Regions from separate parts of the Homo sapiens genome. Here region 1 is linked to region 2. The links are chromatin loops, found by intact Hi-C in ENCODE. Cell type or tissue: endothelial cell of umbilical vein. All regions are shown on one strand. Each heading gives the region's core, and the rest is flanking DNA. Links, peaks and the distances in the headings are about the cores only.

Region 1 (4,389 bases), core at 235-4,234, 120 kb before region 2:
CAGGAGCAGGCTGGAGCAGGAACTGACTCACTGTGACCTTTCGCTCTTGACCACTCCTTTTTTTACAGTCAGGGTATGTTTCCACACACGCCTTTCCATGCCCTCTTCTCCCTGGGCCACCCTACCTTTCACCCCAGGCCCCAGTGATCAAGACAGGTGGGGACTGAGTTCATGGCTCCTGCCCTGGAGTGAAGAGGGAGTGAGTTGAGAGCAAAGGCCAGGGTCCCCCCCGGCCCCTCTCCCCACTGCCAGAGGAGAGTAGGGTCAGGCCAGAGCTCCAGGATTCTGCTGTTGGTGGGCTCTGACTACACAGTGGGGGGCACTCGCCGGAGGCATCGTCTGGAGGTGGAAAGTGGATCTGCCGACAGCCATCGTGGGTGTTCCGTCCTTGAGTCTGCTTTTCATGATGTTACTCATCTGTTTGCCTGTGGGGATGAACATCAAATTCCGAAAACAAAATGAAGCCAGTGGCCAGCCCACACCGCTGTGCCCTCCTGATGAAGATGCCCTGAGCTAGGCAGTTGGCCCGCCTCAGAGTGATGAAGGCAAGCTTGTTGTCACCCTCCTTTCCTGAGCCTGCCCAGGACCTGCAGGGAGAGTAGGCAGAGGAAGGCTACTTCACCCCCTCACCTGGACCTGGTCTCCTTTGATGCTGGCACAGAGGATGTGAGGAGTCTGATAGAGGCTGTCTGATTTTCTCTAGGGTCCTGAATATAAATGGACAACAACGGTGGTCATACTCTTCCATCATTCATTCATAAATACCCCCAAGCATACACACACAAGTAATTGTAACTGGGTGCACTGCTGCACACCTGAAGTCCCAGTTACTCTGGAGCCTGTAGTCCCAGTTACTCCAGAGTCTGTAGTTCCAGTTACTCTGGAGATTGAGGCAGGAGGATTGCTTAAGAACAGGAATTCACGTCCTAGATCCTGGGCAACATAGTGAGACCTCTGTGTAAACACACACACACACACACACACACACACACACATAAATATAACCTACATATCAAATTTTCACTCAAAACCTCCTCTTCTATTTATGTTTTTAAACCAGGCCAGGCAAGGTGGCTCACGCCTGTAATGCCAGCAACTCAGGAAGCTAAGGTGGGAGGATGGCTAGGAGTTTGAGACCTGCCTGGACAACATAGCAAGATCCTGTTCCTAAAAAAAGTTTTAAAAATTACCCGGGCATTGTGGTATGCACCTGTAGTCCCAGCTACTTGGGAGGCTGAGGTGGGAGGATCACTTGCGTCCAGGAGATTGAAGCTGCAGTGAATTTTGACCGTGACACTGCTCTCCAGCCTGGGCAACAGAGTGAGACCCTGTCTCTTAAAAAAAGAAAAGATATGCCAAATAAAAACTTTAAAAAAAGTCTGCAGTCCTGACAGCCCACCAAATTAAGATTCTCAGCTGACGTTAGCAGACTACCAGTTCCTCACCACCTGCTTCTTCCAAAGACTCTGCCTTTTGCCAGAATGCATATATTACTTTATCTTTTCTCTCATGTACACATTCTGATATATTTGTAGATGTATTACTTTTCTTTTAAAAATAATTATTTTAAACTTAAAAAATGTAAAGATAATACATGAATATGGTAAAAAAAAAATTCAAACAGCATGGAAAAATGTAAAATGAGAAGAAAAAGTCCTCCTCCCCATGGCATTCTCATTTCTCAGGGACAGCCACTGTGAACAGATTGGTGAGTATCTTTCCCAACATTCACAATGTCTGATATGCATGTTTGATGTCACCCCAATAAAACCGGGTGTCCATGCTCTTGCCTTAGCACAGTGACTGTGGAAAAGAAATACAAATCTGACCTCATGTTTGAACTAGTCTAGTTCTTTACTTAAGATCCCCGGAGGCCGGGCACAGTGGCTCATGCCTGTAATCCCAGCACTTTGGGAGGCCGAGGCGGGTGGATCGCGAGGTCAGGAGATCGAGACCATCCTGGCTAACACAGTGAAACCCCGTCTCTACTAAAAAATACAAAAAATTAGCTGGGCATGGTGGCGGGCGCCTGTAGTCCCGGCTACTCGGGAGGCTGAGGCAGGAGAATGGCGTGAGCCCAGGAGGTGGAGCTTGCAGTGAGCCGAGATTGCGCCACTGCCCTCCAGCCTGGGCGACAGAGTGAGACTCCATCTCAAAAAAAAAAAAAAAAAAAAAGATCCACGGAGAGTGCTAAGGACAGAGGCGCACAACACACATATATGTGTCTCAGGATTTGCAGCTGTAAGCAACGGCAATCACTGTTTTCTGTTAGACAATACTGGTGCTCATAGAATCTCTGGATAACTCACAGCTAGGAGGCTCTGCAGACGAGACCAACCCCCAGAATCATGTGGCAGATTGGTCTGGTTAGAATATGACCACAGACATAGGCACTGGTGGCTGCAGCTTGCAACACCACGACACCCACTCTGGGTCCTGGTTGCTGGCTGCGTGGACCGCTCCAACTGCCACCCAGGAGACTGGAGGTATTGCCACCACTGCCACCTCATGGACTGAGTGGGTTTTACAGAGTGCCTCATGTGACTAATTTCTTTTTCTTTCTTTTTTTGAGACAGGGTCTCGGCTCACTGTAGCCTCAACCTCCCAGGCTCAGGCAATCCTCCCACCTCAGCCTCCCAAGTAGCTGGGACCACAGGCACGCACCACCACGCCCAGCTAATTTTTGTATTTTACTGTGGAGACGGTTTCTCACCATGTTGCCCAGGCTCATGTGACTAATTTCTGATTCAGACACAGGGTGAGTACATTTGATTGGTGGAGTCACGAGTCCCAACCCTCCCTGCAAGGAAAACTGAGGACATGAGTCTCTGGCATTTTCAGCTTCTGCTGTGAAGGGAATTCTGCCTTCTGAAGACGGGGTTCCTTTAACAGACAGAGGATCAGACGCTGGGTGGCTCGAAAGAATGAAAATTGCCTTCTACAATACCACCCTACAAAGCTTCCTAAAAAAACTGTTTTTTCTCTGACCCCCAAGTGTCTTCCTCTCTCTTTCTCTTAGGTCCCCTCTCTCCTTGACTCTCCATCCTACCGTCTGCTTTTTCTACTGCCTTGTGGAGTTCCCTGATTCCTTAGAGGGTGGTGGGGAAACTGAACACTTCGGCTTTATATGTGTGCTCATATACATATGAGCAGGCCTAAAATATGTGTGCAGTTTTTACACAAGGGATGTCGTAGTCTGCCCAATGTTTGGCACCTTACTTTGAACAGCACAGATAAGGGATCACTCCATTTTCATACAGAGTGCTGCCTTATTATGTTAGATGGCTGAACAGTGAATGAACCATGATTTCTTCTTTTTTTTTTTTTTTTCCTGGAAGCATGCTAGATGGCTCACCATGATTTATTTAGTACATCTTCCCCTGATGGCCATTAGGTTGTTGGGAGCCTTTAGTAACTGAAACAGTACTGCACCCTGGTGCATGTGTATTACTCGTCTGTGTTAAGTAGGGATGTTGCTTAGCCCAGCTGGAGGAGAATTCTAGTTTTTAACACTCCTGGGTGTGAAGTCACAGTGGGCTGGATGGGCCTCCCAGCGCCTGCTTCCAGAGAAGTCTCTATATGCCTCGTGGGTGGATGTAGAACCTGGGAGTGAGGCTTGGCAGGAAATCTGCAGTGAGAAATGTCACAACCCAAACAGTAACTCATACACAGAGCTTCGCATGTCTCATTCCACAAGGATCAGCAGCTGGACCATTACCTGGAGCTATAGACTTGATGAAAGCCCCAGAAATGGCTAAGGCAGAGGAAGTGCCTGGGAGTTGTTTGGCAATTTGACACAATATCTTTTAGATATTTTTAAAGCCACTGAGCAAATCAAATCCTCAAGTTTAGGGATGGATTCAAAGGCCAGTCCTTTCACTATCGGACTGGAATGATTTTTAGTCATCTTACCTCTCAGCATTTACTCCTTTTCCCAGATGCAGCAGCCCCACCTCCTTCCAGGGAGTCACCTGTCCAGGTCAGGTGCCTCCTCAGGGGAAGCATCCCTCACCCGCCAGATTGCCAGGGCGTGTGACTCTATCTGGGCCAACCACATCCTCTCTCCTGGACTTTGACTGCTGCGAGGAGTGAGGCTAGAACCAGAGAAACCTAGCTGATGCTGACTCATGCTGGAGGTTCCTGCGGAGTGAGCATCAGAGCTCATGAGCTCATCTCCCTAGAAACCAGCATGCCTGAACTTGACCTCTGGCTTCTGCAGCCAGGCGGCAACTGTAACAACAGCAACTCCCTCCCTACTCCTCAGGGCCCATATCTGCCCAGCTTCTCCTGCCTTGGTCCAGTGTGGTCTGTACTCCTCCTGTGCTGTCCTCCCAGCCCCTCCACCATTCTGGCTTCCTGTTAGGTAGAGACCCCCTTGACCCATCCCAT
Region 2 (4,389 bases), core at 112-4,111:
ATCCCCAATGCTGGGGGAGGGGCTTTGTGGGAGGTGATTGAATTGTGGGGGTGCACTTCCCCCTTGCTGTTCTTGAGATAGTGAATGAGCTCTCATGAGCTCCCCTTCACTCACTCTCTTTCCTGCTGCCATGTGAGGATGTGCTTGCCTCTTCTTTGCCCTTCTGCCATGATGTGTTTCCTGAGTCCTCCCTAACCATGCCTCCTGTACAGCTTGCAGAACTGTGAGTCAGTTAAATCTCTTTTCTTCATAAATTACCCAGTCTCAGGTGGCTCTTTATAGCAGTGTGACAAGGAACTAATATACCTCCTAAGTTACCTCAAGCTTCTTCTTAATTCCTTCTCCTCCCTTCCTTCATTGCCAAGCAAACAACCACCTGTTTTCTGTCACTATAGATTAGTTTACATTTTGTGGGTTTTTTTTTTTTTTGAGACAAGGTCTCACTCTGTTGCCCAGGATGGAGTGCAGTGGTGCGATCATAGCTCATTGCAGCCTTGAACTCCTAGTTTCAAGTGGTCCTCCCACTTCAGCCTCCTGAGTACCTGGGACTACAGGGGTACACCACCACAACTGGCTTAAAAAATTTTTTAAATAAAAATGGGGTCTTGTTATGTTTCTCAGGCTGGTCTCGAACTCCTCGCCTCAAGCAGCCCTCCCTCCTTGGCCTCCCAAATTGTTGGGATTACAGGCATGAGTCATGACTCCTGGCCTAGTTTACATTTTCTAGAGTTTTGTATAAATGGAAACATACAGAATGTATTTTTTTGCGGAGTGGGGGAGTGTTTCTATTTCTTTCTTTCTTTTTTCTTTTTTTTTTTTTTTTGAGACGGAGTCTCGCTCTGTCTGTTGCCCAGGCTGGAGTGCAGTGGTGCGATCTCGGCTCACCGCAAGCTCCACCTCCCGGGTTCAAGCAATTCTCCTGCCTCAGCCTCCTGAGTAGCTGGGACTACAGGCGCCCGCCACCACACCTGGCTAATTTTTTTTGTATTTTTGGTAGAGACGGGGTTTCACCATGTTAGCCAGGATGGTCTCGATCTCCTGACCTCGTGATCTGCCCGCTTCGGCCTCCCTAAGTGCTGGGATTACAGGCGTGAGCCACCGTGCCCGGCCCAAGTGTTTCTATTTCTTAACCAGCTTTCATGCAATCTTTTTTTATTTTACCATCTCTGTGATCCCACTCCCAAAGGTACTAGATGTCGATTGGTCCTTAGGATCAGCTACCATTTGCCCAACTGCTTTCCAGCCTTCCAAAAATTTTTTTCTTTTTTTCTTAAAGATACTCCTGTGTGAGGCTCAGAACTCTTGAATTGCTACTGCAAATATGAACTCGGTGATGTGAATGCCAGGGAATTGCCTGATTGATCAAAGAAATGTATCCCCTTCTCCCTCACTCTTGCTGTCTTCTCATTTGTTTTCCCCATCCTTGTGGATTCGTGAATTTAAATATCCCTTTAATGTTATAATATTTTAATGGCGTTTGGCGAAAAGTACAGAATTAGGTGCAAGAGTGCATAGCTGTTATTTTTTTTTTTGGCCTCTGAGACTGTTCATATATGCAAGTTATTTAACAGAAAGTTCTGCAGTGACCTGAGATGTCAGGGGGGTCTGATAGAGTACGTTTGAAGGCAGTTACTGGAAAAAAATAATGCCATTTCTGGTTTGTACTTCGGTAAGTTCAGATGACCCAATATATTGTTTACATGTGGCATTCAGTAAAAAAGTAGCTTCCCCTCCCTTTCTTCTTCCTTTTCTCCTTTCCTGCTTCTATAAAGCATCTGCTTTGGGAAACTTCTTAGGAGGAGAGCTTGCCAGCCCGTGGGTAATGGAGAGGTCTTGCAGAGATAAAAGAGATGCTCCCACTCAATGCAGGATGGTGTGGAGGTAAATGGGGATATGTCTGGCATCACTCAGGAATGGGCCTTCCTGGCAGGGAAGAGAAGGGAGGGGAAAGAGGAAGGGAGTCAAAGATGAATTGCTGAATACGGGGATTCCAGGGCCTGGAGCCAGGAAGAGAACTTTGGGAGGTGTGAACCTGGAGGGCATCAGCTGATGAGGAGCAGCCTGAAGTCCGGGGAGGACCTGTTTTTGGTGGCCAGGAAGAAAGTGCCTTCCACACACAGGGAGGCCACAAGGCTGATGGGCTGGGGGTTGGAAGGACAGCCCTAGGACAGGCTTGGGAAGCAGGCTCAGGTAGGGACTGTGAGGTTCTTGTTGAGTCTTTTTCATTCCTGGTCTTAGAAAATAGAATCCAAGGCCTCTTGAGAGTGGAAGGTGGGTTGGGAGGAGGGCAGATGGGGCTTAGGCCCAGGACACCCGTAGAGCTACTGCCCAGCTGTCTCTCAGGGACTCTGCTGAGGTCACTCCAAGGATCATTCTTAGCCTTGCTAGACAGTACTGACAGAGGGAACCGTAGTATCGCACCCACTTCCTTCTCTTTCAATGAAAGTTTAAAGGTCACCATTTCCTCTGGCAAAGGAAGTTCCACAAATATTCCATTTCCGGTCTTAGAAACAGCAAGGTATCAAGCAATTGCAAACTTCCTGTGCTGGGGAATTCCCAAGGAAGTAGGGGCAGAGTTCTGGTGGAGACAAAGTGAATTCCGAGTGATTAGTCAGTAGCAGTAGCAGTAGCAGTAGCAGTAGCAGTAGCAGTAGCAGTAGCAGCAGCAGAACCAGAATTTCCCCGCACGTGTCTCAGGCTCTCATTTGCCAACTCAGTCTCTAAGTATTTTTATTGGCAGGAAAAATAAAATAGCTATGAGTGAAATAATTCATTAGACCTGAGCCTCCATCAATTTTGTGTTTAAAGGCCTGACTCTCTTTACCTTTCCCTGGGATGGAAGATGCAAATGTTCCTGATGTCACTGTCAAAAAAGAAGAACCAGTGGGTATATTGTATGCTTGAGTTCCAGCCATTTGTCACAATAGATAGAGATGACTGCCATGTGTGTAGACTTTCTATAGACTGTGTGCTAAACCCGACCTGCCACTTCCAAGGAGTAGATGAGGAATGTCCATGGTTCTGGGGAGCCCTACCCCAATTTGGGGCAGACATTCCAAAGCTCATTTTCTGTGGAGGGGGTTGATGGTTAAAGGACGGCCTGGGAGTAACTCGTCTGTACTAGGGCCCAGGAGAGTTACATGCTGCTTCCCATGTTATTCATCATTCCCCCATGTGAATAGCTATGGCGTGAGGTCCAAGGTTAGGGCCTTTCTACCATAAATGGGGGAATAAAATTCCCCTACCAGCCTGAGAAGTTTCTGTTATAAAGAGGCCTTTTTTTTTGCGGGGGTGGGGGAGCAAGCCGACTAATGTGTTATTTCCATACGGTTTGTTTTAAAATGTAGACGTCATATGCAGGAGAGGTGGTGTAGTGAGTCACAACGGGATTAGAAGGACCAGTCCGAAAAGCAGAAGAGGGTCAAGTTCAGGGCACGGAGGACTACTGCATTCAGTGGCGTGAAAGGCAGATGGCTGAACAGGAGGGGGACATTACATTGCTTGTTCTCCTTGAGCCTCGATTTCCTCATCTAAAAAGAGGGTCATTTATTCACAGAACATTTATTAAACTTGTGCCAGGCACCGTGCCAGGAGCTGGACTAAAAATTAAATCCACCCCTGTGAGCTGCTCTGAAGGCTAAAATATGAAGTATGTAAAAGTAACCAAGTGCTGTACACATGCAGCTATTCAATGACTGTGTGGGCATTGCGGCAGATTTTAATTTTCTTTTTTATTTCTTTCTCTTTAGTGAGAGGTGTTGGTTGTTATTATTGTCGTCGCTGTAACTGTCTATTTCACTTGCTTTTTTGTTGCCTCCAGCCCATTCCAGGGCTGTCATCTAGGACACTTCTTATCACCTAAATAACCGGGGAGGCAAAGCGCTTTCTTAAGAGATGGATCCAGAAGAACAATGCTGGTTTTCTGTACAAAAAGGGGCTGTGGGAAGTAGAGATAAGAAGGGAATTGGCCAAGATGAATGTACAGAGCCTTATTTTTTTTATAACACAGCAAGATTAGATACAAAACAGGACAATAGCATCATCTGTTTTTATAACTGGAAAGGACCTCACTTTACAGGTGGGGAAGAATAGAGTGGAGAAGTGAAGAGAATGGTCACAGAGTCAATCAGCATGTCTGCGTCAAAGCTGGGATTCCCGATTCAGGGCTCTTACTACAGTGACGTATGGCTAATATTTTGGCATTGTTTCGGGGAAAAGCTGAAGCCCTGATGGTGTACGTCACTCTTGAGATAGTCTGTAGTCCAGCAGGGAGGAAAGCAAGGAAGGGAGGTGGAGGCAGCATTTTTGGGTGTAACATTTCGTTCTTGTTTTGTGGCCAAATCATAGTGTGATTGGGACAAGCCACTGCCTTTCTCTGAGCCTCCACTT

What was found. Peaks named below come from ENCODE experiments on the same cell type or tissue, not always from the same donor. Only the 100,000 strongest peaks of a DNase experiment are listed, where the experiment ranks them.
Region 1: a loop joins it to region 2, with 4 times the contacts of the local background. A loop is called at or near these places in 1 of 110 quality-filtered maps.

The regions. Positions count from the first base shown.
Region 1 is chr2:112,688,559-112,692,947 of GRCh38, forward strand. No RefSeq gene overlaps it. Among named protein-coding and RNA genes, the nearest start is that of NT5DC4, 30 kb to the right of the region's middle. RefSeq lists a silencer at 2,556-2,742 and enhancers at 3,475-4,389, 4,093-4,332. In endothelial cell of umbilical vein, for the core only: a CTCF peak has its summit at 2,523 (motif pointing left); DNase peaks (open chromatin) are centred at 2,503, 2,743 and 4,133; H3K27ac peaks cover 1,854 bases.
Region 2 is chr2:112,809,568-112,813,956 of GRCh38, forward strand. No RefSeq gene overlaps it. Among named protein-coding and RNA genes, the nearest start is that of IL1B, 25 kb to the right of the region's middle. RefSeq lists an enhancer at 2,046-3,245. In endothelial cell of umbilical vein, for the core only: no CTCF peak of the experiment used is centred there; DNase peaks (open chromatin) are centred at 2,554 and 3,274; H3K27ac peaks cover 2,455 bases.